Regions from separate parts of the Homo sapiens genome. Here region 1 is linked to region 2. A link is a loop called in an ENCODE intact Hi-C map of the cell type or tissue named here. Cell type or tissue: heart right ventricle. All regions are shown on one strand. Links, peaks and the distances in the headings refer to the core of each region. The heading gives the core; the rest is flanking DNA. Region 1 has its middle 36 kb from the start of PPP2R3A. Region 2 overlaps PPP2R3A (protein phosphatase 2 regulatory subunit B''alpha).

The links. Peaks named below come from ENCODE experiments on the same cell type or tissue, not always from the same donor. Only the 100,000 strongest peaks of a DNase experiment are listed, where the experiment ranks them.
Region 1: it touches region 2 in a loop (3-fold over the local background); 5 of 110 quality-filtered maps call a loop at or near these places.

Annotation. Positions count from the first base shown.
Region 1 is chr3:135,922,015-135,937,935 of GRCh38, reverse strand. It overlaps the pseudogene SDHBP1. Among named protein-coding and RNA genes, the nearest start is that of PPP2R3A, 36 kb to the left of the region's middle. In heart right ventricle, for the core only: no CTCF peak of the experiment used is centred there; a DNase peak (open chromatin) is centred at 8,105; H3K27ac peaks cover 545 bases.
Region 2 is chr3:136,015,513-136,031,433 of GRCh38, reverse strand. PPP2R3A (protein phosphatase 2 regulatory subunit B''alpha) reads right to left here. Exons shown (of 14, transcript NM_002718.5): 3 at 4,336-4,602. Among named protein-coding and RNA genes, the nearest start is that of PPP2R3A, 58 kb to the right of the region's middle. In heart right ventricle, for the core only: no CTCF peak of the experiment used is centred there; no DNase peak of the experiment used is centred there; H3K4me3 peaks cover 3,614 bases; H3K27ac peaks cover 6,419 bases.

The DNA.
Region 1 (15,921 bases), core at 3,577-11,576, 92 kb after region 2:
TCCTGCCTTGCAGCTCTTCTGGCTTCAATCTCTGCTTGGTGGTTCCCTTCTATTTCCCTTTCCTTTTTTTCTGATGACCCCAGCCATGTAAGACTGTCACCTCTTTAGGTTTCTGTACAGCCAATAATAATCTCCTAATGGGTTCCTGATGTTCGATAGGTTTTCCCTTGGAAGTTAGGAATTCCCTTTCTCTCCACATTGCTGCATGGGTATGGAGGACTAGGTAAGCATACTCAGAATCTGTATATATATTTACCCTTTTTCCTTCTCTTAATTCTAGTGCCCAAGTGAGGGCTATTAGTTCTGCCAGCTGAGCAGTAGTTCCTGGAGTGAGGGGATTACTTTCAAGTATTCCATTATCACTGACCACTGCATACCCCGCTTTTTGAAGTCCTTTTTCTATGAAGGAACTTCCATCAGTATACAAGCTGAGGTCGGGATCAGTCAAGGGAACCTCTAAAAGGTCCCCTCAAGTGGCATAGGTGTGAGCAATTACTTGTTGACAGTTACATTCTATCTTTTCTTCATTGTCTGGAAGAAATGAGGCTAGGTTAAGAGTTGCACAAGTGTGCAGTTGCAGCACTGGCCCTTCAAGTAATAGAGCCTGATATTTAAGTAAATGGTTGTCTGACAGCCACAAGTCTCCTTTAGCAGTGAGTATGCCATTCACATCATGAGATGTCCACACAGTAAGATCTCTTCCCTGTATTATTTTAACTGCTTCAGATACTAAGCCTGCTACTGCCACCACTAGCCGTAAACAATGAGGCCAACCCTTTGCCACTACATCAATTTCTTTACTCAGGTATGCCACAGGTTGCAAGCTCGTCCCTCGGACCTGTGTAAGGACTCCTAGAGCTATTCATGTTCTTTCTGTGACATATAAAGAAAAGTCTTGCCCCATTGGCAAGCTTAACACTGGGGCTTGGGTTAGGGCCTTTTTTAGGGCCTGGAAAGCTGCTTCTGCTTCAGGTGTCCATCTTACTAAATGGGTATTGGCTTTCTGAGTTTCCTTAATTAATGTATATAATGGTCTGGCTATTTCGCCGCACCTGGGAATCCATATTCTGCAGAAACCTGTTATGCTGAGGAACCCTCTTAGTTGCTTTAGGGTTTTGGGATGAGGATAAGCCAGTTTAGGCTGGATACATTGCTCACTGAGGGCCCTGGTGCTTTGGATAATTTTAGACCTAAGTATTTAACCTGCTGTGAGCAGAGCTGAGCCTTTGGTTTGGAAACTTTTTAGCCACAGGTAGCAAGGAAATTTAAGAGTGCTTGGGTGGCTTGATGGCACAAGGTTTCTGAATGGGCGGCTAAAAGTAAATCATCCATGTACCGAAGGACAAGAGTGTCCAGGTATGAGAATTGGCTCAAGTCTTGGGCTAATGCCTGGCCAAATAGATGGGGGCTATCCCTGAACCCTTGAGGTAAAACAGTCCAGGTGAGTTGAGACGTTGGGTTCGAAGGATCTTCAAAGGCAAACAAGAATTGAGAGTCAGGAAGTACAGGGATGCATAAAAAGTCACCCTTAAGGTCCAGGACTGTAAACCACTCTGCTTCCTCTGGTATTTGGGAAAGCGGGGTACAAGGGTTAGGTACAGCTGGGTATAGAGGGACAACAGCCTCATTGATAATCCTGAGATTTTGCACTAACCTCCATAGTCCACTGGGTTTCTGTACTCCTAAAATTGGAGTATTGCAGGGGCTATAGCATGGTTTTACTAGGCCTTGGGCTTTTAGGTCCTTAACAATCTTTTGGAGTCCTTGTTGGGCCTTGGGTCTAAGGGGGTATTGCCTTTGGTAGGGAAAGGAGGCAGAATCCTTTAGTTTAACTTGAACAGGACGGGCATTCTTTGCTCGACCATATTGTCCTTCTGTTGCCCAGACTTCAGGATTAATTCCTTCCTCAAGCAGGGGACAACAAATGGGTGTTCCTTCTCCTATGTTCAGGTGTATAATGGCCCCTGCTTTTGCTAGAATGTCTCTCCCTAACAAGGGAGTGGGGCTTTCAGGCATAATTAGAAAAGCATGTGAAAAGAGTAAAGTTTCCCAGTCACAACTTAGTGACTGGGAGAAGTATCTAGTGACTGGCTGTCCTAGGACCCCTCAGATAGTGATAGATCTGGAGGACAGTTGTCTGGGACAGGAGAGTAAGACTGAGAAGGCCACACCAGTGGCCAGGAGGCAGTTAACCTCCTGGACCTCAATGGTCAAGCATACCCGGGGCACTGTGAGGGTGATGGCATGGGCTGGCACTTGCCCTGGGCACCCTCAGTCCTGCTGCTGGATCATCTTGTTAGTGGCTTCTGATTCAGAGGACCTTCATGCCCTGGGGCAGTGGGCCTTCCAGTAATTCCCTTGACATAAGGGGCATGGATGAGGGGGCGGCTTATTTCTACCTGGACAATCTTTTTTAAAGTGTCCTTGTAGACCGCACTGGAAGCAAGCCCTATTAGGCATTCAATTTGCCCAGCTTTTCCCTTTTCCAGAGCCTCCAAAGTCCACTTGCCTGAGGGCCATGACTAAAGCGGTGGCCTTTTTTTTTTATCCTGTTTGTCCCGTTCTGCCTGCTCCTCCTGATCTCTATTACAGAGAAAGGGAAACTCTTATACACTGTTGGTGGGAATGTAAAGTAGTACAGCCATTATGAAAACCAATATGGAGGTTCCTCAAAAAATAAAAAATTGAACTACCACATCACCCAATCATCCCACTCCTGTGTATATATTCGAAGGAAAGGAAATCAGTATGTTGAAAAGATATCTACACTTCCATATTTACTGCAGTATTATTCACAATAGCCAAGATAAGAAATCAACCTAAGTGTCCATCAACAGAGGAGCGAATAAAAAATTTTGGTATATATACAAAATATAATACTATTTAGATATGAAAAAGAATGAAATTCTGTCATTCATGACAACATGGATGAACTTGTAGGACATTATGTTAAATAAAATAAGCCAGGCACAGAAAGATAAATAGCAATATGTGGTAGTTAAAAAATGACCTCATAGAAGTAGAGAGTAGAGTAGTGGCTGCTATTCTGCATAGAGGAAGGGTAGGGGGTGAGAGAATATCCAAAGGTTGATTAACAGATACAAAAGTACAGCTAGATAGGAGGAATAAGGTCTAGAGTTCTATAGCATTATAGGGTGACTGTAGCTAAGAACAATTAGGCTGGGCATGTTGGCTCACGCCTGTAATCCCAGCATTTTGGGAGGCCAAGGCGGGTGGATCACCTGAGGTCAGGAATACAAGACCAGCCTGACCAACATGGAGAAACCCCACCTGTACTAAAAATACAAAAATCAGCCGGTTGTGGTGGTGCATACCTGGCACGTCTGTAATCCTAGCTACTCGGGAGGCTGAGGAAGGAGAATCGCTTGAACCCAGGAGGTGGAAGTTGCAGTGAACCGAGATCGTGCCACCGCACTCCAGCCTAAGCGATGGGAGACTCCATCTCAAAAACAAAACAAAACAAAACAAAAAAACCAGATAGGACATATCTCAAAACAATAAGAGCTATCTATGACAAATCCACAGCCAATATCATACTGAATGGGCAAAAACTGGAAGCATTCCCTTTGAAAACTGGCACAAGACAGGGATGCCCTCTCTCACCACTCCTATTCAACATAGTGTTGGAAGTTCTGGCCAGGGCAATTAGGCAGGAGAAGGAAATAAAGGGTATTCAATTAGGAAAAGAGGAAGTCAAATTTTCCCTGTTTGCAGACGACATGATTGTATATCTAGAAAACCCCATCGTCTCAGCCCAAAATCTTCTTAAGCTGATAAGCGACTTCAGCAAAGTCTCAGGATACAAAATCAATGTACAAAAATCACAAGCATTCTTATACACCAATAACAGACAAACAGAGAGCCAAATCATGAGTGAACTCCCATTCACAATTGCTTCAAAGAGAATAAAATACCTAGGAATCCAATTTACAAGGGATGTGAAGGACCTCTTCAAGGAGAACAACAAACCACTGCTCAAGGAAATAAAAGAGGATACAAACAAATGGAAGAACATTCCATGCTCATTGGTAGGAAGAATCAATATTGTGAAAATGGCCATACTGCCCAAGGTAATTTATAGATTCAATGCCATCCCCATCAAGCTACCAATGACTTCCTTCACAGAATTGGAAAAATCTACTTTAAAGTTCATATGGAACCAAAAAAGAGCCCGCATCGCTAAGTCAATCCTAAGCCAAAAGAACAAAGCTGGAGGCATCATGCTACCTGACCTCAAACTATACTACAAGGCTACAGCAACCAAAACAGCATGGTACTGGTACCAAAACAGAGATATAGATCAATGGAACAGAACAGAGCCCTCAGAAATAATGCCGCATATCTACAACCATCTGATCTTTGACAAACCTGAGAAAAACAAGCAATGGGGAAAGGATTCCCTATTTAATAAATGGTGCTGGGAAAACTGGCTAGCCATATGTAGAAAGCTGAAACTGGATCCCTTCCTTACACCTTATACAAAAATTAATTCAAGATGGATTAAAGACTTAAACGTTAGACCTAAAACCATAAAAACCCTAGAAGAAAACCTAGACATTACCATTCAGGACATAGGCATGGGCAAGGACTTCATGTCTAAAACACCAAAAGCAATGGCAACAAAAGCCAAAATTGACAAATGGGATCTCATTAAACTAAAGAGCTTCTGCACAGCAAAAGAAACTACCATCAGAGTGAACAGGCAACCTACAAAATGGCAGAAAATTTTTGCAACCTACTCATCTGACAAAGGGCTAATATCCAGAATCTACAATGAACTCAAACAAATTTACAAGAAAAAAAAACAACCCCATCAAAAAGTGGGCAAAGGATATGAACAGACACTTCTCAAAAGAAGACATTTATGCAGCCAAAAGACACATGAAAAAATGCTCATCATCACTGGCCATCAGAGAAGTGCAAATCAAAACCACAATGAGATACCATCTCACACCAGTTAGAATGGCAATCATTAAAAAGTCAGGAAACAACAGGTGCTGGAGAGGATGTGGAGAAATAAGAACACTTTTACACTGTTGGTGGGACTGTAAACTAGTTCAACCATTGTGGAAGTCAGTGTGGCGATTCCTCAGGGATCTAGAACTAGAAATACTATTTGACCCAGCCATCCCATTACTGGGTATATACCCAAAGGACTATAAATCATGCTGCTATAAAGACACATGCACACGTATGTTTATTGCGGCACTATTCACAATAGCAAAGACTTGGAACCAACCCAAATGTCCAACAATGATAGACTGGATTAAGAAAATGTGGCATATATACACCATAGAATACTATGCAGTCATTAAAAATGATGAGTTCATGTCCTTTGTAGGGACATGGATGAAATTGGAAATCATCATTCTCAGTAAACTATCGCAAAGACAAAAAACCAGACACCGCATGTTCTCACTCATAGATGGGAATTGAACAATGAGAACACATGGACACAGGAAGGGGAACATCACACTCTGGGGACTGTTGTGGGGTGGGGGGAGTGGGGAGGGATAGCATTAGGAGATAAACCTTGTGCTAAATGACGAGTTAATGGGTGCAGCACACCAGCATGGCACATGTATACATATGTAACTAACCTGCACATTGTGCACATGTACCCTAAAACTTAAAGTATAATAAAAAAAAAAGAACGATTTATTGTACATTTTCAAACAGCTAGTAGAGTGGATTTTGAATGTTTCCAACCCAAATCAATGATAAATGTTTGAGGTGATGTATATGCTATTTACCCTGATTTGATCATTATACATTGCATACATGTATCTAAATATCACACTATGCCTCATAAATTTGTATAATTATTATGTGTCAATTAAAAGTAATAATAAAAGCAAAAAAAAAAGAAGGTAAAAATGATACACCTGTATAAGGCACTTGCCACTTAATCAGTGAGTAATTGGTGAGTGAATGTGAAGGTCTAAGATGTCACTGTACACTGCTATAGACTTTATAAACACTCTACATTTAGTATAACTAAATTTACGTAATAAATTGTTCTTTCTTCAATAATTAAGTAACCTTAGCTTAGTGTCAATTTTAAATTTTATAAGCTTTTAAAATTTTAAAAACTCTTTGACTCTTTTGTAATAGCACTTACCTTAAAACACAAACACAAACTGGGTGCAGTGGTGTGCGGTAATGCCAGCTACGCAGGAGGCTGAGGTGGGAGGATCATTTGAGCCCAGGAGTTCAAGACAAGCCTGGGCAAACATAAGGAGGCCAACAAACAAAGAAATACAAAACAACCTCCCCCCACAAACACATTGTAGAGCTGTTCAAAAATATTTTCTTTCTTTATATTCTTATTCTATAAGCTTTTTTCTACGAAAACTTTTTTTTGATTTTTTACTTTCTAGACTTTTTTGTTAAAAATGAAGACACAAACACACACATTAGCCTAGGCCTACGCAGGGTCAGGGTCATCAATGTCACTGTTCTTCACCTCCACATCAGCTACTGAAAGGTCTTCAGGGGCGTTAACATTCATGAAGCTGTCACCTCCTATGATAACATTGCCTTTTTCTGAAATACCTCCTGACGGACCTTCCTGAGGCTGTTTTACATTAACTTTTTTTTTTTTTAGTTAGTAAAAGAAGTACACTCTGAAACGATAAAAAGTATAGTAAATACATAAAACAGTAATATAATGTTTATTATCATTATCAAATGTTAGGTACTGTACATAATTGTATGTGGCAGACTTTTCCAGGACTGGCAACACAGTAAGTTTATTTATACCAGCGTCACCACAAACACATGAGGAATGCAGGGTTGTGCTACAAAATTGTGACAGCTATTAATACAATGTTACTAGGTGATAGGAATTTTTTCAGCTCCATTATACTCTTATGGGACCATCCCGGTATATGTGGTTTGCTGTTGATTGATAGTTATGTGGCACGCCACTGTATACAATTTTTAATTAACAGATTAAATATCAAAATCTAGTGACAGATTTACTTAGTATCATAATTTTAGAGTAACAATGAACAAAAATGATATTTCAAGATATTTACAACACCGTAAAGTTAATTGAAAATACCTGTGAATTCTATTGGTGACAGACATGGGTACTACTAATACTGCAATGATTTATTGCCTCCATTCATAAATAAAGGAAATACTAGATTTTCACTTACAGATTAGTGAAAATAAAAATGCATAGTTTTTTTTTCTCCATCTGAGTTCATGGCTTTGTGGAATCTATTTCTGTTCTGTGAGATCTTGCACACTTTTCACATTTTACTTTTTGATTAGCCTCATCTACCACTATTTTCTCTTCTTTTATAGCAACTGCCCAGCAACAGACTTTAGAAGGAGGTTGAGGGAAGTGAGGAATATGGATGAGTGCAGACCCCGGCTCCTGGACTAATGCTTGGCATTCTGCCCTCCATGCTTCTTTTCTTTCCTACACTTAATACTTGGCATTCCAGGGCCCAGCCTGCTGGTGTAAGTAACTCCTAGCCATAAAAACCAGTCCTAGTCACAGAGGGCTTGGACCTTGTCTTGGTTTCCCTCTGTGTTTTGTTGATTTGTCTACATAACCTACCCATAGCTAGCTGTTCTCTCCTCCTTATGATCCTGAAACTTGTCATGTTGGAAAAGTGTTTTGCTGTAGACATCCTGAATCATCCTGAATCTGGGCAGGGCCTTTGAATGTGTAGGAATTGAAATTGTTTTCCAGTTTCAATTTCCATAGATCCTAGAAGGTAAAATACAACTATGCATTTAAATCAGAATATTGAAGACTTTGCTATGGAGAAGGAGTATTCAAGGATATTAGTAATATATTGTTGGTATTGTGAAGCTAAACAATAAAAGTAATTGTTTTATTAAGATGGGAACAACTATTTAGCCTCTGCACCATCTTCTCTCTCTTCCTTTCCAATGCTTGGAGACAGGCAGTACGGTGGAACTCTCAGTGGTGAGAAAAAGATGTTTTCTGCTTTTGATGACACTGCTGTTTCCATAGTGCATTTTTTGCTGTGGGACTCTTGCTGATTTCTGCCCTAGAGGTTGAGAGCAGAGATGTTCCAGTTCTCTTGACAAGGTTCCAGGAGACTGGGAGTGGACTGGATTCTGGCCAGGGCCATTTATTCTTGAAGAAATTAGAAACCAGTGGTGTATTGCTCTGCTTATTCAGAAGGAGTAAGAAATAAACTAGCATGTGACAGGGCAAAGGAGTTAATCTCAATCTAGACAAACTTTTGTGTTTCTAGGCCTATGTAGGTGATAAAAATGAAGGCCAGGAGAGGAGAAATGATTGGTAATACACACACACACACACACACACACACAGAGAGAGAGAGAGAGACAGACTGATGAAGCACATTTCTATTCAGCAAAGGTTGTTTTCATGTGGAGTTAGAATTCTTTCCCCTTATTTCTTCTCAGTTCTTATTTTTTTGATTAAGAAAATTAAAAATAAAGCATCAGAAAAGTACAGCTAATTATATAATAAACATCCACATACCCACCACCCAGATGGATAAACATTACATGAGAAGATAAAGTCCCATTGGGAAGCTCTGACAAGTCAATGAAGATGTCTGGAAAGAAAGGGTTCCCATTAACCATCTTCCTCACCCAGAGAATATGAAGCCATCAAGTGAGGTTAAGAACTGGTCTATTCCCTTCATCTTTCTCCCTGCCAAACTCCTCCCATTTTCAGGGAGAACAAAACATCAGGTATTGAGTGGAAGAGAGAGGTGAGAGGGGTGGAGGGTAGAGAGCAGAAGGCCCGGTCTTCCCTTCCTACTGCAGGTTTCCAGGCTCAGCTGGTAGAGGGGAGATTTACTACTAAGGGAAGTTATGAGTTTCGATGATTTCAGGGGATTATGCATTCTTTTTTATTTTATTTTATTTTTTTGAGATTGAGTCTTGCTGTTGTCGCCCAGGCAAGAGTGCAATGGCGCCATCTCGGCTCACTGCAACCTCTGCCTCCCGGGTTCAAGCAATTCTCCTGCCTCAGCCTTCTGAGTAGCTGGGATTGTAGATGTGCACCACCACGCCAGACTAATTTTTGTATTTTTAGTAGAGACAGGGTTTCACCATGTTGGCCAGGCTGGTCTCAAACTCCTGACCTCATGATCCACCCGCCTTGGCCTCCCAAAGTGCTGGGTTTATAGACTTGAGCCATCTTGCCTGGCCTGGGATTATGCATTCTAATCACTAAACTGAGACTGTGTTTGTGACCTAAAATGGCTGTGAGGCTTTTCCATTATTTAAGAGTGAACAGAAAAGACTTGGGACTCCCAGTTTTCCTTCATGAGCAGGGAAGGTGACTTTCACTGAATAAATGTTTAAAGAAAACTGTGGGAGAAAAAGTCAAGTTGGGTTTTGGTTGCCAGGAGTTACGCTTGTTTCAAATATCACCCGGAAAGCATTTAATCAAATCCAAGATACCACCGATACTAAGGCAAACTATAATTTCAAATGCCCCTAAGAAAGAAAAATATTGCTACTATGATACATAAACATGAACGCAAAAATCTATGATGAACAAAATACCAAAATTTTAAATAAAGGATCAGTATTACTGATTTTTCCTTTTGCCTCAGTCTTTAAAGTGTCTCAGCATGGTATTGTAACTGTTCTTTATTTAAAATTTTGATATGTAATTCATCATGTTTTTTGCATTAATTTAAAAATGTTGCATTAGAACACTACATATCTTCATTTTTGAGTTTTTGGGTGCTCCACTAAATTTTGCACTTGAAGCAAGTGCCTTCCTCACCTCACCCACCTCATCCACTGCACCCTAGCTCCTCTGTGAGATATACATGTGGATAGAAACAAAAAGAAGAAAAGGGGAAGAAAGAAATATAAAAGATCCTTTTGCTTATTTTCTTGCCTGTGTAATTGCAGAAGGGAGAAATATTTGCATACATTTTTCAAACACGAATTTCTTTAAAGCACCAGCTGGAAAATATCAGAGATGGTCTAACTGATAGCCCTAGATAACACTGAAGAGGGAGGTCTAATCTTCTCTTTGAAAAGACTCGAACATATTGCCTGGGATGACAAAAGTCCACAATAAACAGCTACTTTGGTGCTTTTGATGGTGTTGATATTAAAGTATGAACCAAAAATCTTATTGTTTTGATTTCCTCATTCCTGCCATTAAAAGAAATTCCCTCTAGTACCAATGAAAGTGTAGAAGGAGATTTATGATACTTGTGTGTAATATAATACTTGGTACATAGCTCTCTACCATTTTCATCATCTCTTAATTCTCATAATATTTCTCACTTGATCCTCAAAACTACCACAGAGGGTAGAGAGGGAAGGCGTTGCCCATTTTATGGACAAGGCTTCAGCCTCATTTTTCAGACAAGGTTGATCCAAGTCACATGACAAACTGCTACAGAATGGGAAGAAGAACTCTGATCTTTCAACATCAAGGGTAGTCCTTTTCCTGTACACAGTGCTGTGTGCCTCTGAAGACATGTGGAGAGACGCTGTAAGTGGCTGCATATGAGGGATTGCAGCTATAATCTGAACTGGTTAGCAGCTGATCTCCCTGAGGCTATATCCAGTCTCCTAATGCTGTTTCATATTAAACATGTTTGGGAGTTAGTCACTTGGCTGGCACATACCAGCAAAGTGATTGCTTCAGCCCTGCTTGAAAATTCTAGGTCCTCCCTTTGCCTGGGGGTGGCAAACTCAATGCAAACCTCAGCTACAATCTTGCAGACACTCTGGGGCTGAAGCTGCCTTTGTGTTTCACTTATACATAATATCATATTTTCAGTAAAAGATCAATGGATGAATTAAGTATTATTAGTCTTTACCTCAATGTACCATCAAAGCTGTTCCTGTGAATGCCACCCCTTCCAAGGAGAGACTGGCAGATCAACAGGTTTAGTCTCACATATCAGTGGGATTTGGGTATAAGTATTTGGCTGCATTTAAACCTGCAGGTGGAGATGCCAGGTTCCCTGTAGCCATCCCCTATCAGGGAGGGGACTAATTCTTCTCAAGCCCTCTTGTGCCTGGGTGCCCAAGTCACTGGCACCAGGTGGTGTGGAGGGATGGAAAGCCTTGTTCTTGCATGTCAGGCAGGTGGATGGAGTCTGCTTCATGCCTTCATCCTGCCAGCCCTGTTTCCTGAGGTGGGCCCATGCTTCCATTTCCCTCGTGCCTCAGTGAAACTCTTCTACCCAGTGTCCCCTCACCGTGTTTTCTCCGGTTCTTTGAGTGTGCCCTTCTTATGGCTCCTTAGTCCCTGGCCTGTAAATGAGATAAGTCTGTTACACTTGACTTAGATTTTTGTCTTTTATTGTTGATCCTTTTCCCCAATCTCTGGCTTTTTTTTTTTTTTTGCCCTACATTCCTATTCCTTACTACAATTCCTAGCAACCATTTTCCTAACCCTTTGCCAGATGCAAACTTTGACAGTTGTCTTCTTATAAGATTCTGGAACTCAACTCCAAAGAGCCATGGCTTATAGGGGAGAAGGAAGAGGGCAATGGTGCCTGCCACCTGAAGAGTAAGGCCTGCTTGTCCAGGTGAAATCTTCCTGCACAGAGTTTATTTGAAGGTTAGTATTTTTATTGTTGTTGTTAATAAAGTAGAATAACATCTATTTATTTTTTAAAATTTTTATTATACATGTTGTATTCATGGAAAATCAAGAACTTTAAAGGAACTCAAATTAGATCTAAATTATGTTCAGCTCTGAACTGGTTACAAGTCATGTTTAGCATGGGAACAATTAAGCTGAAACTTTCTTCTCCTTATAGGTTACCAACATTTTCTTGATTTCCGCAGTAGCCTTCCCTGGATTCAGACCTGTGGGACAAGTCCTTGTGTAGTTCATGATGGTGTGGCAGTGGTACAGAGAGAGTGGGTCCTGCAGCTTGGCCAGGTACTCTTCTGTGAAGTCTTCTCTGGAGTCAATCATCCAGTGATAGGCCTGTATAAGAACTGCAGGCCCCAGATATTTGTCTCTGTTCCACCAGTAGCTGGGGCAGGTGTTGCTGCAGCAGGCACAGAGAGGAGGCTGAGGTGGGAGAATCACTTGAGCTCGAGAGGTCAAGGCTGCAATGAGCAGTGATTGAGACACTGCACTCCAGCCTGGATGACAGAGTGAGATCCTGTCTCAAAAAAAGTAGTTTCTGAATAGGATTCTCTAAGTTCCACTGTTCCAGTACTGCTCAAAATCCAACTGGGAAGTGATGTACATCTTTGGCTCTATCTAAATCCAAGCAAAGTTTATCTATAGGCACCTGATGTCGTTTTGTTCAGACTTATTAGTCATTAAATATTAGCCAGACCCTGGTAGAAAACCTTAAGATTGTCATTAGTGTTTCTTTTACATAGAACACTGTTCATTGTTTTTAGTGTTTCATTTATAGGTGAACTTACCTATTCTCAGGTGTTTCTATATCTGAAAGGATCAATAAAAGATAGTGGTAAAATACTGGTTTGATGGATAGCACATAGGGTCTCAGTAGGTGAGACAGTGAAGGCAGATGGGAGATAGAGCAAGATCACATAAAGGGATCCATGGATTAGCACTCTAAATGAGGTCAAAGAGTAATTGTTTTTGTTTGTTTTCTTTAAAAGAGAGAACTGGAAAATGGACTGGTAATGGTTTTTGGTGTGACATCAGAGTTTAGGTTGGCAGAGTTGAAATAGATCTGGGTAATAATCACATTTAATATAAAGCTGTAGGAGAGGAAGTGGCTAGTGGCTACCAGAAATCTTTGCAGGATTTGAGGAAGAAAGCTTGTTGGAGGTCTAGTGAATGTGGAGTGAATGACGAAGAGAAGAATAGATACCAATGGCCACAAAACAGGGTAAAGGGCTTTTCTAGCCAATGAAGAGTAAGAGTTTGAATATGGTAATATGGAGCCAGAAGAGTAAATATGTCAGTTCCCCTAAATAGCACTAAGATGCTAATCAACGTCCTCACTTCCAGGGGGTTGCAGGAAAGGCAATGTGCTTCAGCAAGGATCGTGTTTCAGTTAAGGCAGGAGGAGAAAGGAGACCAAAGGGGGAAAGATTTCCATTGTAAGAAAAGGCATTTACCAATGGATGAGGGCTCCAGAGGGCCAGCAGAAGGGGTTGAGTTGTAGGAGAGGAAGAAGAAGGAGGATGAGCTAAGGGGAGGTTGGAGGTGATGGTAACAGGAAAAGATAGGCCATTGGAATGGCTAGCATTTAGGCTGGAGGCAAAGTATGTCAGAGTAGAGAGATAGGTAAAGCATGGGCCCCAGGCATAAGGGGTGTGTAAGCCCACACAGAGAGGTTGTCAGCAGTATTTGAAGCTAGGTGCTGCCCACCCTTATGGGCTGGTCAGCAGTGATAGGCTTCTGCCCAGGCCTCCAGATGAATGCAACATGGCTGGGAGGTTATTTTGTGCCGTAGCATGAGCCAGTCTCAAGTGAGGAGGGTAGAATTGTTAGAACTTAGTTGAAAGGAGGAGAATTGTACATGTTCTCAGGCCTTCTGTGAAGTGCATCTACACAAGGGCTCTGATAAATTAACCAAACTTTTCCTTATGTTGGTAACATACTCTCATCCCTTGGTGTCTTCCCGGAAGCATTGGGTCTCATCCGTAGAGTCCTCAGCATTAGGAGGGTTAAGAATTCAGCCCCTAAACTTCTTGGCCAAACTAGCTTGACCTGATGATCATATAATAAAGCTGCTCCTAAGAATCTTCATCATCACGGCAATGGGTCTGCTGACACCTGCGCTCTATTGTCAGGGTGACCACATCTCAACGAAACCTGTAGCAGTCAGGTGGCCAGTCACGAGGGATTTAGATGTGAAGCTAGAAACTTAGTCCAAGAGGTGGGCGGTGGGGGGAGGGGAGGTGGGGGATGGTGCACGGGATAAAAACCGCACATTCGGGTTTTGGGAAAACCATGATATTAAATCAAGATAGAAAAAGCAACAAGATAGATGTAATGCTCAATCATTGAGTGGCTAATCTAATCTTTATGCAACTCAGATGTCAGTTGGGGTCACCCTGACTCTTAGTATCTGTGAAGATTGACTCAAGCCCCATCCTGGGGAAGTACAGTGCCCTCCCACATTATGCATAGTCCTGTGGGCTAACAGTTTCCTAGTCATTCCTGCGATGATTTCCAACTTTGGCTGAGTTCTTTCCCACCCCATTGTGGATCAAATCAAGGGCTCCTTCTCCTTGGTTTCCTCCTAAAGCATCACTCACGGCATTTAGCAGCATGTTGTAGAACTTTAACTGCTGGTGGGAGCTACAGATCAGTACTGGACAATGGATGATGTAGAGTTAATATCAGACAGCCCTGTTCTTAAAAGTCCCCTATATCATTTCTGCCAGCTCCCAGACTCCAGATTCCCACTGTGTGAACTCTCTCTTTCCTAATCTCCTCTCTCCTCCATCTCCTTCCTCTTTCCCACTCCTACTCTAAGTCCCTTTACATTTTCTAAGCAGAGAAATTTAGCTGCTTCTTTGTTAACTCCTGTCAACCTCAGTCCTTGGGCTCACTCTTTCTTCCCACCTAGCTTTTCAAGGTATTTTCCTAAACAAGATAGTTTCTCCTCTAACAGAAATTGTGGAGCCAGCTGGGTAGAAGATTTTTCTCTCTATTTTCATTACCCCTGTCAAAGATAGTTGGCTTCCAGAGTCTGTAATAGGGCTTGACCTGCAAGTTCATTTTAAGTGGCTCCTGATACAATGGGCAGAGGTGGTGGAGGGAATGAAGTTGACAGCTTCCGCAGTCCTGGAGTAGAATGGCGACCTTCTGAAACCGCTGGTTGGTTCTCAACACTGTGGCCCTCTGAGCTGATTTCTCTCATGAGACTTCTCAGACCACATGTACACTCACTCTTGGAAAATGCATCAGCTTGTCCTTTATTCACTCTTTCAGGTAACAGCCTGATCCTCTCTCAGCTCTCTCTTGGAACTCTTGGCCCAAAGATACCTTCTTCCCATCTCTCCAGGAGGAAGACAGACACAAAACAGCTCTTTGTTCAGAACTTGAAAACTCAGTGTCTCCTTTCACCTAATTAGCAGGAAGTACTTTTCCACTCACTTCATTTTCTTATCGGAATTTGCTAACTGGAGCTGAGTAGCTTAGTTTGCATATGAGGTTTGTTTATTAATTAACAGCCTCTAGGCCAGGTTGTCCTTCTCATGACTTAATATCTAACTCAGCACTGGCGAAACCGGGAAAGAGTGCTTGCTGGTAGATTTTCCTGTGATGAGAAAGATCTCCAAAGTGATGTAACAGCTCTTGTGCCTTTGCTGGAAGTTATCCCGAAGATTAAGACCCTCCAAGGAGTGTAACCTGAAATATTTGGGGATCCTTGACAGAGATTGGGGATGGGCACCACTTTGCCAGTTTGTTTTAATAATGAAGCGAGACAAATGGCTTGGGACTCTAAAAGAAAATAGTCAAAATATTTTTTATTTTTTTGAGACAGTCTCACTCTGTTGCCCAGGCTGGAGTTCAGTGGCATAATCATGACTCACTGTGGCCTCAACCTCCCTGGCTCAGTTGATCCTCCCACCTCAGCTTCCCAGGTAGCTGGGACTATAGGCATGCAACACCATGCCCAGTTAATTTTTATTTCATTTTTTGTAGAGACAGGGTTTCATCACATTGCCCAAGCTGGTGTCGAGCTCCTGGGCTCAAGCAATTCACCTGCCTTGGCCTCCCAAAGTGCTGGGATTACAGGCGTGAGCCACTGTCCAAAAAAAAAAAAAAAAAAAATTATTTTGTTTTCCAACAAGCTCACTTTATTTTCTACTCAAGAAGGCACTAAGTAATGACCAACTGTAACCTCACTAGTTTCTCCATTCTGTGCTATTAGGTTGTGATAGGCAGAATTTTGGCCCCAAAACTTTTGCCCCCTGGTGTTACTCCTGTGGTTATGTTATGTT
Region 2 (15,921 bases), core at 5,264-13,263:
TCTTCAAGATCTATACATCTGACAAAGGACTAATATCCAGAATCTACAATGAACTCATATCAACAAGAAAAAAATAATCCCATCAAAAAGTGGGCTAATGACATGAATAGGCAATTCTCAAAAGAAGATATACAAATGGCCAATAAACATATAAAAAATGTTCAATGTCACTAATGATCAGGGAAATGCAAATCAAAACCACAATGCGATACCACCTTACCCCTCCAAGAAGAACCTTAACCCCTGCAAAACCACAATGTGATACCACCTTACCCCTGAAAAAACAAAACAAAATAAAACAGTAGATGTTGGCATGGCTGCAGTGAACAGGGAACATTTCTACACTGCTGGTGGGAATGTAAACTAGTATAACCACTATGGAAAACAGTGTGGAGATTCTTTAAAGAACTAAAAGTAGAACTACCATTTTATCCAGCAATCCCACTACTGGGTATCTACTCAGAGGAAAAGAAGTCACTGTAAAAAAAGATACTTGTACATGCATGTTTATAGCAGCACAATTCGCAATTGCAAAAATGTGAAACCAACCCAATGCCCATCAATCAACAAATGGATAAACTGGGGCATGTGTGTGTGTGTGTGTGTGTATACATACATACATACATACATACATACATACATACATACATACATATATATATATATATATATGTGATGGAATACTACTCAGCCATAAAAAGGAATGAATTAATGGCATTCGCAGTGACCAGGATGAGATTGGAGACTATTCCATGTGAAGTAACTCAGGAATGGAAAACCAAACATCATATGTTCTCACTCATAAGTGGGAGCTAAGCTATGAGGATGCAAAGGCATAAGAATGACACAATGGACTTTGGGGACTAAGGGGTAAAGGGTGGGAAGGGGTGAGGGATAAAACACTACAAATAGGGTGCAGTGTATACTGCCTGGGTGACGGATGCACCAAAATCTCACAAATCACCACTAAAGAACTTACTCGTGTAACCAAACATCACCTGTTTCCCAACAAACCATGGAAATAAAATTAGAAAAAAAGAGAATTAGCTAACTGGAAGACATGATTAAATCAACTTTTAAATAAACAATTTTAAGAATAAAGAGGCAAAAAAAACAAACTGACACACTCAAGATATCTTTTCAGGTAATTATATACACATCCCCCTCAACTTCCCAGGTAATTATATACACATCCCCCCCGCCCCAACTTTTTATTGAGACAGGTTCTCACTCTGTCACCCAGGCTGGAGTGTGGTGGTATGATCATGGCTCACTGTAGCCTCAACCTCCTGAGCTCAGGTGATCTTCCTGCCTCAGCCTCCTGAGTAGCTAGGACCACAGGCACATGTCACTACACCCAGGCAATTTTTAAAAAATTATTATCTGTAGAGATGGGGTCTCACTATGTTGCCCAGGCTGGTCTTGGACTCCCAGGCTCAAGCGATTCTCCTGCCTCGACCTCCCAAAGTCCTGGGATTATAGGCATGAGTTACTGTGCCTGGCCACGCATCCTCATTTTATAAAAATGCAGTGTTGGTTTTAACTTTTTAAAGGTATGTGCAGTTTACTTTGCTACCTGAACTGACAATTAAGATCTAAGAGCAATGAACAAAAAGGCTTGGTGCCCATGAATAGAATTTAGGGCTATAATGAAGTATAATTCAGACAAGTTAATCAGACATATATATGTATAATGGCTATTGCACCACGATTATTAGGTATAAGTAGCAAATTGTTACGTAAATGACTGTCCCTATGGCTAAACAAATTAGTTTTCTATCTTTTTAAACTTCTCCATGTTATCTGTCAGTTTCAACACTGCTGTTTTTTTCTGATGCCACATACAGACTGATTCTCACTGCACATAAATGGCAAAGTCGTTCCTCCGGCTCCCCACCTTCCAGAGACCTCTATCCTGCCTTGACTATATTCTTTTTGACACCTCCCTTGAGCACTGTGGAGTCTTTAGGCTTTCTGCTCTCCTCTCACTGAATCTGTGGAGTGCTAGCAAGGCCCCGAGCCACAGAGCAAGGCAGGGCTACCATGCCACAGGAATGGGAGGCCAGACCATAAAGGATGTGGAGGCAGAGCAGTACAAAGACACAGGAGAATGGGCTCCTCAGTCAGCAGTTGGGAATATTCAGAGGAAGAAGGGCTCTCCAGACATGATGACCTCAGCACTGTACCAGGGAACTACTATGCCCTAATCTGGAAAGTTTCTCTTTGTCTGCTTACCTGAGGCAATCCATGAAACCTTCTGTCTCTTTCACACAAATTGCTCTCGTGTTAGAAATACCCTGTTGGCGTAATCTCAGCACTTTGGGAGGCCGAGGTGGGCGGATAACCTGAGGTCGGGAGTTTGAGACCAGCCTGACCAACATGGAGAAACCCCATCTCTACTAAAAATACAAAAATTAGCCGGGCATGGTGGTGCATGCCTGTAATCCCAGCTACTTGGGAGGCTGAGGCAGGAGAATCGCTTGAATCTGGGAGGTGGAGATTGTGGTGTGCCGAGATAGCGCCATTGCACTCCAGCCTGGGCAACAAGAGTGAAACTCTGTCTCAAAAAACAAAACAAAACAAAACAACAACAACAAAAAACAACAACAACAACCCTGTTGGCATTTATGTAGTTACCATATTACCTCCAAATGCAGATTTCATTCAGCCTTGTTAAATTTTATCTTTTGGATTTACAGCCATAGTTCCAGCCCATTCAGAAATTTTATCATCAGGGTTCTGTCATCTAACGCAATAGCCACCTCTAAAAGAATTGGGTAAGAAAACCCTGAATGCCTTAAAGAACTTGTAATATATTTGGGTGGCTATTAACTGGAAGTTAGTTACTGTTACCACATGTCCAGGGAGATGACATATGTAGAAACAGCACTGTGCTAGAAGTTAGACAACTTGTCTCCCGGCATGAACTAGCTCTGTGACTTCAGGTAAGTACTTGTAGAACTGCAGTTCCCTCATAAGTAAAATGGAATGGAAACAGATAAGCTCTTATTTCTGGAATGAGTTTGTTTTTCATTAGAAGCATCTAGGGTATCAACAAGCAATTTTTAAGAAGGGGGAATGAAGGAAGAGAACAAAGAATTCCTTTTCATTTCCTTTAAAATCACTCTAGTTACATATCATTTAACAGCAATGACAAATGCTCTGTGAGGTCAGAGGTAGGGCAGGGCATGACAAGTGAGGGTTCAGGGACTTCTCCAATAATACACAATGGAAGCTAGGTCTTCAACAAAGTGGATGCTGAGGAGGTTGGCAGGAGGGGAAGCCCACTCTGGAGGGAGAACTCTGAGAGCCCAAATGCAGAGGTGTGCCTATGAGAGGGCAAGAGGGTCACGCTTATACAGGAAAATTTTAGGCAAGTTTGGAAAGAAACTCTGGGGCCAGGCTGTGGAAGCCATGGAATGCCAGGAAGAGAAGTTTGAGGTTTATCCTGAAGAATGGTAGTTTTCCAACTTTTTAACATTACTCCTGAAAGCAGGGGAACCCTTCTCAGTGGAAGTGTGCATGGGCTCTTAGGTATTCTCACTTGGTCTCCTACTTGCCTCCATGCAGCCCTTAGCCTTCTAAACCCCTCTGCCTCTTGAAGCACAGCCTAAACTACTGCTAAAGCCTGAAGTGTGACCTGACTCTTCAATATTTATGCATAATAAAAATAAAGCCCAAACAAAACAAAGCACTGCTATAGAAGGTGGGAATTCTTGAATATTGCTAAATTGGGAAATGGCATAATCAAATATAATCTGATGGTTATGCTAAGTATTAACTGTTCTGGGAGGAGGCTGGAGGCACAGAATCAAGTCAGAGTAGTCCTGACATTAGGGGGATAAGATTTTAACTCAGAAGCAGTTGGATATATTTGAAAGTTCCAAAGACTTGCTTCCTATTGTCAAATCCATTTATTTCTGGGTAAAATGACTGTATTGAGATGGTCTAATGCTTCCTTGTCTGGCATTAGGGCAGTTATGATCAATGGGTGAGACTAAAAATCAGATTCCTATTCAGCACAAGGAAAAATTTTCTAACAAACAAGTATTTGACAATAGGCCAGGCTGCCTGGCAAGGTAGAGCTTCTAGTCTCTGAAAGCATTCAAGCAGAGAATGAATTTATGAGTTGGTGATGTCTTGGAAGGGATTCTTATATTAAATAGGAGGTTGAAATGGAAGATCACTATGGGAAAAACAACAACAATTCCATGCATGCTTAAAAACAGAGCAAAGAGGCAGTGAAGGGGGGTGGGATCCGGGTTTCTAGAGAAGGGGAGGGGATCAGGGTTTCTAAAGAAGGGGAGATTGTAAATCATTTAGTAGTTACATTACCTTTGCAATTTTCCCCATTTCATAAATGTCTGCTTTCTGTTCTTCAATATCCATGAAAGCAGTTTCAATTCTGCTTAGAGTTTGTTCATGATTACTACAGGTATCTGGGAGTCCTTCAGGAAAGTAGAACCGTGGAATGTTTATGGACAATGGCGCATTCACAACATTATTCACATGGGGAACCGGGGAGAGAGGTCGGGGACTACTTGGAGAGGTGGCTGGAGGTGGGAGTGGTGTTCCAGGTTTCTTTTCTGGTTTATTTTGAATCTAAAAGAAAAATAAGATTATGAGACACAAAAAATTTAAACAGTATTCATTTACTGAAAATTCTCACCAGCAATATAAGAAACCACAATCAGAGACAGGAGAGATTAAGGGCTCACTGTACTCTTAAAGGTGGTAAGCATGTTTCTAGGGAATGCTTATCTGCACTAAATTAATTAATTTATTAATTATCTGCCAGTACTCAAGTTTACATAGATTTACGTTTAAAAAAATACATAGGTTTCTCCATCAACTATTTGGCAGACATTTCAAAAGACTCAAAGAGCAATGTTAGTTGATATATTAAGAATCTCAAGGTGTATTCTCACTCTGTTGGAACTGGATTAATACATTCTTTTTGAAGACAGTTCTTGGTCTTTCTGTGACTTTTACCTCTCTTTCAACAGGCAAAAACAAGTTCCTTTTAAATATATATATCCGAAAAGTATTTGGGGAAGGGGCTCCTTTTACCTTCTCTAGTTTGACTTTGCTGAGGTAGAATCACTGCCAGCCCTTGATGCTGAGAAAATCTTTGTTAAGAAAATTAAAGCATTTTAGTTCTGAAATGTCCCCTACCTGGCTGATTTATTTGCCACTAGGGCCACGCCATTTTCTGCAAGATACACATGTATCTTATTTGTGGTTTGCTCCAATAGGCAAAAACCATGGTCATTAATTTCATCACAACCAAACTCCCTTTACAGTTTAATAACTCATTTACAGTTTATATTCTTCTTCTTTTAAAAAAATGATTTGATGTGGCATACTATAAAGAGACATTAGAAAGGTCAGTAAAGAGTGGCAGGGAGGCAACGAGGAAATTAAGATTGCCCATGATTTAGGAAAAAGGGAGGGGAGGTACACCATTATTCAGGTAGAAATTTATCTTACCAATAAAGACTAAATTTAGTTCTGAGATTCTTACCAGAAAAAGCAAAAAAGATTCCATGAGGATTTTCATAGTTCTAATTTCCACTCTTAATTAATGGCCAAATTATCAAGGCTCATGAGCATGGTACTGTATTAGATGCTACATAAAGTATGAAAGATGAACACAACTGTTGACTAGCTAAATACATTGTATAGGTATTATGAACACAAAGTATTATTCAAATTTCTTCCTTAAATTACCCTAATGCCATCTCTAAAGTTTGAACAATGATATATCTGTAAGAAATATATTTATCATATTTCTTAACATATAGGTTTATAACATAATTTTAAAAATCATGATAAAAATTTTAGCTACCCTTAAAAATGTGAGTTTTATAAAGAGATAAGATTTATTCATATAAATATATGAAAATGGTTAAATCTCCTATTTTTGTCATAATAGCCCAATTTCCCTGTGTTAATATCTGACATTAATACACAGAATGGAGTCTGCTCATATATTAAGACTATTAGGGATATGAAGGCCAGTTGTCACACCATGTCTTTGCTACAGTATCAGGATGTCACCCATATAAAGCAATAGTCAAGGAAGAAACAGAACAAAGGGAAGTGATACCAATGAAATATGAAAAACTTAAAACACTGATGGCTTACTACTCTGTGACCTCAAAATGGTTACTTAACCTTTTGGAATTTCAATAATAAAACAGAAATTACAATGTCTACTTCTTAGAAGGTTGTTGTGAGGATTAAAGGAAATTACAAGATGTAATATAGGTAAAAGGTTTAGAACAGTGCTGGGCAGAGATCCATCTATCATGTAAGAAGATGAATGACAAGACCAAAGGATGAGATTCTCAAAAAATTAGATGAAGCATAATTTGGCATAATCTTTCAGATTCAATAATAAAATAATCATTTGCATATGTAAAGCAATTTGAAGTTTACAAACCACTTTTGAGTTAACAAATTGACAATCCATTTTCAATAAACATTTCTCTCTGCCTTAATGCTAAATCTGTAAATATTACACAGTCCCGTAAGTCAATAAATTATTATTATTCTTCAAAGTGTTCTTAAAATTCTAAAGTAAGGCACAGAATTCTTCAGGGGCTTTACCTAGACCATTTATATTAGTGTCATTCCTTTTCCATTATTCTATGCTGAAAGAGATTTGTGAGGTTCAGGTGTACAATCACCAATGTTTTCTGTGGTGTCACATCTAGGGCAGTTATGCCCATAGAATTAAGACCACTGGTGCCAGCAGGGATGAAACCTGAGAGTCTCATGAATACATACTAGTGGGAAAGGTTTACAGCAAGGTCTTCAATGTTAACTCTATGCTTTTGCTTTGACAGAAATAAGTGATATTCAGAACACTGGCTGCCAAAGATTTTATTTGAATGGGAAAATATCTGATTATAAAATATTCTGTTCTGCTTTTCTTAGTGTACTTAACACAGAGCAATTCACTGATAGGCAACTATTAATCCACTGGTCAATTCCATATTTAATAAAACTGATGTTAATATTTAAAAGGAAAATAACATTAAAATAATGCATTTATTTTGAGCTTTTGGATACTCAATTTACTTTCTATTGAGTTCTACAGGAGATATATAATTTAAACCTTAAAGTAGCTGAATAAAACTGGTAGTTTACAAACATTATGGAAGAAAACCTAGTAACATAAATTCTGCCAGATTTACTAGCAAGTTTAGCATCTGCTCACTTTGGATACAGTGGTTTCAGTCCAGTCTAGGAGCAGCATTAGAATAGAATTAGCTGGGTAAAATACTTCAATTCTCCATTTGTCTTTCCCTATAAACACAGTATCATTTAGATATTCATTCAGAATAGTATCCTTGTGCTATTATGTCACTGTAGCATTTCCAATATTTGATCATTTTTGACCTACAAAAAAGCAATTTCATATTTACCCAAATAATTTGAGATTATTCTGGGTCAGAATAACCATAAAACTATGGTTTCTTGCTGGATTTTGGATGGCCAGCATTTGTACAGTCCTTGATTTATATTGTAGTCAATGTTAGGCACTTGTTTGGTGAAACACTGCCATAGGTTTTAAGCAAGAAAGTAGGGACTCTGCAAAGTACTCATCATAGGCAGAAATGACTCAATTGCACAGCTTGCTTAGGGAAGACATTTTTAATGATCTAGAAGTAACCACCAGTCTTTGTTATCTACATACATTACGACACACACATACACAATTGTCTATATAGACAAATACGTCTTGCTTTAAAAAAAGATTACCAGGATTAACATACTTTTTAAACAAACATTTGTTACAGATGTGTATGCACGCTAATATATAATCTATTGATTCAAAGTGCAAACAAGGCTTTTAATACAGAAATTCTAGTTTCTCAAGGATATTTCTATGAAAAATTCTGGTAATTTTCTACCTAAATTGTAAAATGTTCATTAAGTTGTATTTGTTGTCTCTAAAACTGGATTCCCTCTCTACAAGAGAAAAATGTGAGTACTGTACTCCAGGTCCAGAAGGTCTATTTTTAAACCTGTTGGAATCCCTCTGCAAATAGCTTTCTGCAAATAGCTGAATAGAGGACACACATTAATTCCTTGATCTAATATCAAGATACAAGGGAGCTGTAAAATTACTTGTGAGTTAGTTCACTGGATGGTTTTATTAGTAATAAAAATATTTTCAAAACAAAACAAAACAAAACAAAACAAAACACCCAAATTTCAAACCTGTGTCTGCTGAAATGACTTCAGCCGCTTCTTAAACCGTGAAGGGAGAACAAAATCACAGCCCCTTGCCAGGAAAGCTAGCTCTCCCCTTAAATCCGGGTCCCTTCGTAGAGATGTTTCCTTGATCATCATCTTTGAAAAGTAAATGTTTACTTCGCAACTGTCCAGCACACTTCTGAAGATAATCAGATTTAGCAAGTTGTCAATCTTGTCAGGTAGGAAGGTATTTTTTCTTCTTATCTCCCAAAGAAATGAAATTCAAGCATTGTGCTCTCCCAGCCTCCACAGACCACAATCTATGCTTGTCCTGACATGCAGCTGGTTCCCAAATACAGTCTGTGGCTCCCAATACCTGCTCATAATTTTCAAGTTATAAACACAGCCTGCAGTGGGCCTGTTGCTCCTTGTTGGTAGCTTTATGTCAAATTGACCTGCACATGTTGAGAATATGGAGCCTTCTGGGAAAGGGAGCACCCACTACTCTGTGTACCAAAGTTAGAAACATTACAGCTGGACCTAAAAATAGTACCTTCTCAGATAATGCTAACTTCTTAAACTCAGGGTATGTGAGGTGTCAATCCACATAAAGCAGTTTCTTCTCAAACTAGAAGAAAAAGAGTATGTAGAACATTTTCGGCTTTTTCTCTTTAATATTTTATAAAAAAAAGAACAGGCTACTGAACTTCGAATTTGAAACTATTAAGAATAGTTTTTTATTTTTTATTTGAAGGGAAGTAAATACCCAAATCTTTCCAGATCTCTCTAGTCAAAACAAGAGGAAAAACAGAAACTTTCATTCTCAAATGGGAATTTACAAAAAGATCTGTTGATCTCAGATGTAAAATTTTTTAAAGCAAAAGACTATCATAGTTATCAAACATTTTCTTGAACTGATGATGAACATATTTGAAAATTTGTTCTTGGAAGTATTAAGAAAGTAGAACAACTGAATGCCATAGAAAAGTTTTAGATACATATAAGCAAGTGAAATTTGGCTAAAAAAAGGACAAAAGATGATCAAACAGCAATGACATACTACATACTGAATTTGTAAGTTTTCTTCCTTTGAGAAGCTTTAATCAGTTAAGATTTTTAAAATACCTATTATTTCATCATATATTAAATATCTGCCTCATATAGTTATTTGTAAGTGAATCATAAAGTAAAGTCATCCTTTGGTAACTGTGGGGATTGGTTCCAGGACCCTCCACGGACCAAAATCCACAGCTGCTCAAGTCTCTTACATAAAATGTGTAATATTTGCATACAACCTACTCACATTCTCCCATATACTTTAAAGCATTTCTAGATTACTTGTAATACTTAATACAATATAAGTATTATGTAAATAGCTGTTATACTCTATTGTTTAGGAAATAATGACAAGAAAAAAAAGTCTGTACATATTCAATACATATGCAACCATACTTTTTTCCCCAAATATTTTCCAACTAGATGTAGAACACATTGATACAGAGGGCTGTTTTCTCACATTTTATATTTAGATTTCAATATTTATTTTCAATCAACCACATCATTCAATATTTTTCTATGTCTAGAAAATATACACCAAACATTATTAAAACAAAAAAATAGCTTACAACCCTCTTTTACTGAACCTTTGTCTAATTTAGTGGGAATTAAATTCTTTGGTTTTCCACTGTTTCCTACAAATTTAAGTCTGCTTTTTCCCACTGATTTCTTTTCAAGACATTCTGACAACTCTTTCTAATGTATACATTAGGCTTATATGTCTAAAGCTGTGTTTTAAAGAATTTCTTTTAAGTGGCAGAGTCTTCTGTTCACATCAAATTTTATCTGAAAGCTTTTGATACGTACTATGATTGAAAGAGGATTACAACTGAAAACCACTGGTCTTATGCTTCATCCTGAGTCGTTCCTTATTTTCTCAATTTTCTCTCTCACTGGGCTTCCATGTTAATTCTTTGAGGTGGGTAGCTTTCCCATATTTTTTCCTTACACTCCCGACTAGAATACTCTTTTTCTCCCTCATTATTTATCTCCTAAATAAAATGTCAAAAAGGTTTGTAGGAATGCAACTAGGCCTTTAGACTTACAATTTAATGCTTATTCTATTAAACCACACCTTAAATTTCCTCTCCTTCCCAACACCAACCTGTGGCTGTAGGTGAGTAGGTTCATTCCTTTCCTGAGAATGCTCCCTTTCCTCAAATTATACATTCTAATCATCTTTCAAGATCCATCTCAAAATTTAGCTATTTCATGAAGGCTTCCTGTTTATTTAAGTCCCCTTACTGTAATTCTTAACTTTATATATACAGCACTTAGTGAAATACTATGTAACGTCTCTCAAAGGAACTCCACTTAACATATTATCTTATTTAGCCAAAGCTCTCCATTTCTCCTCTGAAACAGAGCAACTAATGCCCATCACACACAGATTTGTGGCTAATAGTTTCTCTTACACTCTCATATTTCTTACCTTAGTAGTTGGGTTGTGTGTTTACTAAGAGTCAGCTGCATTTGTCCTCAGTCTGTTTATGCTGGTTATACTTTTCACAGTAATTATTCAATTCATTACATAAACTAACAAAATATAAGCGTGGAAAAGAAAAGCTGTTCTAAAATTAAAAAAAAACCCTAAGTTTTAGTAAAAGTAAACTACTAAAAAGATTTTGCTGTAAAATTAGGTAAGGGTGGGATGAAAGAGAAAAATCACTGAAGTTTAGAAGGTGTCTACATTCAAATTGCTTTACTACTATGTTCTCTCTCTAAAGAAACTAAAACTACAAATCAGACAACAAACCTATTATGAGTGTGATTTATCAAAGAAATATGTCACAGAACTCTAAATATGTATGAGACTCATTCTCAGAAAAAAGGCTTTGACCCTCTATCAAAAGACATCAGAATAAATTAATGCCTGAGTTAAAATGTTTATATAGACATTTTATAGTACACACACATATAGTTTATGATTCCCTACTATCAAACTCAATCATGTTCAGGTAAAAGGGCTTCTACTGTAATATTTTGTAACTTGATCATTATTTTCCAGTAGTGTCTAAACTCTTGAGGACAAGAGTTTAGATTTTAATTTTATAGTCATTCAATTACTCAACAAATATTTTTATATATAATCACTTATATGCCAGACACTTTGCTTGATATGAAGCTAGAGAGATGATAAAGATGTGGTCTCTTTCTTACTGTGCTTTCTAGCACAATGTTGGTTTGGAGCAAAGGACAAGAAATATTTTCATTTCATTTACTTCCTATAAATCTGCTAAGTTTCAAAGTCAGAACAGTGGTTAAAAGCCTGCCCTGTTGTTATACCCTTAAGCAAGAAAATATTTCTTCATGTCTTTTGATGAGGAAATAATTGGTAAGTTTTGATATATCAAAATGTTTTCCAAAAAATTCAGAGGCAAAAAGACCAGGATCCCTAAAGGGCTTAGAAAAGAACTGGTCTGTGGCAATGAGTTATTGACAGAGGAAGACTAGCATGAAGTTGGTTTATTTGCTTTTTACTTATTTACTTGTGTTTGAATGGAAGTATTAGTATATATGCTTGGTTTCTGAGAGGATCTGAGAACACGAGTTAGTTTCAAGGAGTTCATGACAACTGGAATATAGCACCAAAGAATATGGTTTTTAGAGTGACTTTCCAGGAAAAGATCAAACATAGGGGAATTTCACTACAGAGAAATATATGATCTGTGATCTACTCTCTTCTCTCTCTGCTTTGATGACAAGGGAATGTACAATCTATGGGGCTGGGAATTATAAGAGAAAAGCTGTTTTGGGGTGACAGATTTCTCCTGGAGGAACTAACCAGAATGAGGAAAAATAGAGAATCATAAACACATAGGTTATAAATTAAGTTTGAGCACGTGGAAAATTAGGAGCTGTGTGCAGTTACAATGGAAAGAGCCACTGTAAAAGTTTTCCAAATGTCTTTCTGGAATAAACTAAAAAATATTTTCTCCTGCTCCCTGCAGCATATAATTAAGTCCATCCTAACAAGCTAGCTGATTACCACCAGTAGGAACTTCCTGCACAGCTGCCTGCATCTCTTCTTGGCCTGCAGATCACTCATGAACTTTCCCTGTCTGAAGACACAGGCAGTCCTATCTGGACCATGTGCTCAATCTGAGTCTTCAGGATGACAACGATAAGAGAGCTTCATTAGGCAAAAGACTGGTGCTCTCTGCTGTGGGGGTGGCTGGAACACATCAGTTGTTAATTTGAGATCCAGCTGTCTTGGTCTGGGTCTGGGGTTCCTTTCCTGCCTTACCATTCCATATATCTTTCTCCAGAACAAGCATGCCTGGGCAAGGGAGACAGTCTTTCTCAAAAAGAACCGGGTAGGATAGGCTGCTGGGCATGAGTTTTACAGGTTCCCTCTGGCAGAGTTATATGGAAGAGAAGCTGGCCTCTCCACTATGACCCTAAAAACTAAATATTTTTTTTCTTTTTTAGGATAGCCTCTAATATCCCAAGCGAGAAAAGATGCTCCCTTACCCTATACTGAAAGGACCTACAAAACTGAGGAATAAGTTTAAAATGTACCCTGAAGGAAGGTGAGATTGGGTAGGAAACAGAGAATAAAACTGTGAAACACAACACATTCTGTATTTATACAATTCATTCTGTTAGGCTTAGTTTGAAATCCAAGACAGATTTCTTAGAACTTTCTGAACCCTCTTATTATTCCTTGCCCTTCCCCCTTTGAAAACGAAGACAATAGTGATTTATAATATTCTTTTTTTCTGGGGAAATCAGCTACATGGGATGTTTTAAGAAAAAATGGGTTGATTACACAGGACAAAGAAAATAATTTTGAACATTTGTCTGAAGAAGTCTCTTATTTTGATTTGTGTATAACTGTTAAAAAACAGTATTATATATGCAATGTGTTGTACCAAAGTAAGTCTACCCCTTTATTTTTTTGAGACAGGGTCTTCCTCTGTTGTCCAGGCTGGAGTGCAGTGGCATGATCTTGGCTCACTGCAACCTCCACCTCCCTGGCTCAAACTATTCTCCCACATCAGCCTGCTGAGTAGCTGGGACTACAGGCACATGGCACTGTGCCCAGCTAATTTTTGTATTTTTAGTAGAGACAGGGTTTCGCCATGTTGCCCAGGCTGGTCCTGAACTCCTGGGCTCAAGCAATCTGCCCACCTCAGCCTCTCAAAGTGCTGGGATTACAGGTGTGAGCCACTGTGCCTGGCCTAGCCCTTTATTTTATATATAAACATGTAAATCCATTCAACAGTCTCAGCTGAATGTGGTTATGGAGACTGAGATGATAGCATCAGCTAAGGCCTTAGAGTAGGAAAGGCAGTTGGAATAATGCAGGCAGCAAAGCTATAAAAATCTGGATGACAGAAACATAGCACAGTGAGGCTGGGAAATCAGCTCAGCTAAGTGAGGACCTGTATTGAGGTTAGTGTTAGAAGCAGGTCCAGAAAGATAGCATAGTCACTCTGAAGTGACACCAAAGACAGAGAGTCACTCTGAAGTGACACCAAAGGATTTTGCTCAGAAGATGCTACAGAAAAAAAGTTACATATCAAAGTGGAGGTCCTGGTATATCATGAGGGTGCTTCTGATTAACAAAAGCCAGCCAGCTGTTTGGAAAAATCTAAATACGTTAACAGCCTGTCCTTGTCCACACAAAAACTTATACACAAATGTTCACAGCTGCATCATTCATAATTGCCAAAAAGTGGAAACAACCCAAATGTCCAGAAAATGAATTTTATCTCAATTTTTAAAAAGCCTTCTCATGTTGTAGTTCTAACAGGCTGAGTAGTTTAAAAAGGTAATAACAGAGTGAATAATCAAGGAAAACTTCCCTGGCGTTGCTAGAGATCTAGATATCCAAATCACCTGAGAAATTCATTGCAAAAAGATCATCGCCTAGGCACAGTCATCAGGTTATCTAAAGTCAACATGAAGGAAAAAATCCTAAGAGCTGTGAGGTAAAAGCATCAGGTAACTTTTAAAGAAAAACCTCTCAGATTAACAGCAGATTTCTCAGCAGAAACCCTACTAGCTAGAAGGGATTGGGGTCATATCTTTAGCCTCCTTAAACAAACAATTATCAACCAAGAATTTTGTATCCAACTAAACTAAGCTTCATAAATGAAAGAAAGATAAAGTCTTTTTCAGACAAACCAATGCTGAGAGAATTCACCACTACCAAGCCTGCATTACAAGAACTGCTAAAACAAGTTCTAAATCTTGAAACAAAACCTCGAAATACACCAAAATAGAACCTCCTTAAAGCATACATTTCACACGGCATATAAAATAATAACACAATGAAAAAACCCCCAAGGTATTCAGGCAACAACTAATATGATGAATAGAATAGTACCTCACATGGCAATAGTAATGTTGAATGTAAATGGCCTAAATGCTCCACTTAAAAGATGCAGAATGGTAGAATGGATAAGAATTTACCAACCAAGTATCTGCTGTCTTTAAGAGACTCACCTAACGTATAAGGACTCACAGAGACTTAAGGTAAAGGGGTGGAAAAAGATAATCCATGCAAATGGACACCAAAAGTGAGCAGGAGTAGCTATTCTTATATCAGATAAAACAGACTTTAAAGCGACAACAGTTAAAAAAGACAAAGAGGGACATTATATAATGATAAAAGGACTAGTGGAAAATATCACAATCCTAAATATATATGCACCTGACACTGGAGCTCCCAAATTTATAAAACAATTACTACTAGACCTAAGAAAGGAGACAGATAGCAACACAATAATAGTGGGGGACTTTAATACTGCACTGAATGCACTAGACAGGTCATCACATCAGGAGGTCAACAAACAAACAATGGACTTAAACTATACCCTAGAACAAATGGACTAAATGGATACTTATAGAATATTCTACCCAACAACTGCAGAATATACATTCTGTTCATCAGCACATGGAACATTCTCCAAGACAGACCATATGATAGGCCACAAAACAAGTCTCAGTAACTTAAGAAAACTGAAATTATATCAAGTACTTTCTCAGACCAAAGTGGAATAAAATTGGAAATCGACTCCAAAAGGAACCCTCAAAACCATGCAAATACATGGAAATTAAATAATCTGCTTCTGAATGATTGTTGAGTCAACAATGAAATCAAGATGGAAATTAAAAAATTCTTTGAGCCAGACAATAATAGTGACACAACCTATCAAAACCTCGGGGATACAGCAAAAGTGGTGCTAAGATTAAAGTTCATAGCATTAAATGCCTGCATCAAAAAGTCTGAAAGACCACAAATAGACAATCTAAGGTCATACCGCAAGGAACTAGAGAAACAACAACAAACCAAACCCAAACCTAGCAAAAGAAAAGAAATAACAAAGATCAGAGCAGAACTAAATGAAATTCAAACAACAACAAAAAATGCAAAAGAGAAATGAAACAAAAAGCTGGTTCTTTGAAAATATAAACAAAATTGATAGACCATTAGAGAGATTAACCGAGAAAAGAAGAGAGACGATCCAAATAAGCTCAATTAGAAATGAAACAGGAAATATTACAACTGATACCACAAAAATACAAAAGATCATTCAAGGCTACTATGAACACCTTCATGCACGCAAACTGAAAAACCTAGAAGAGATGGATAAATTCCTGGAAATATACAACCCTCCTAGATTAAACTAGGAAGAAACAGAAGCT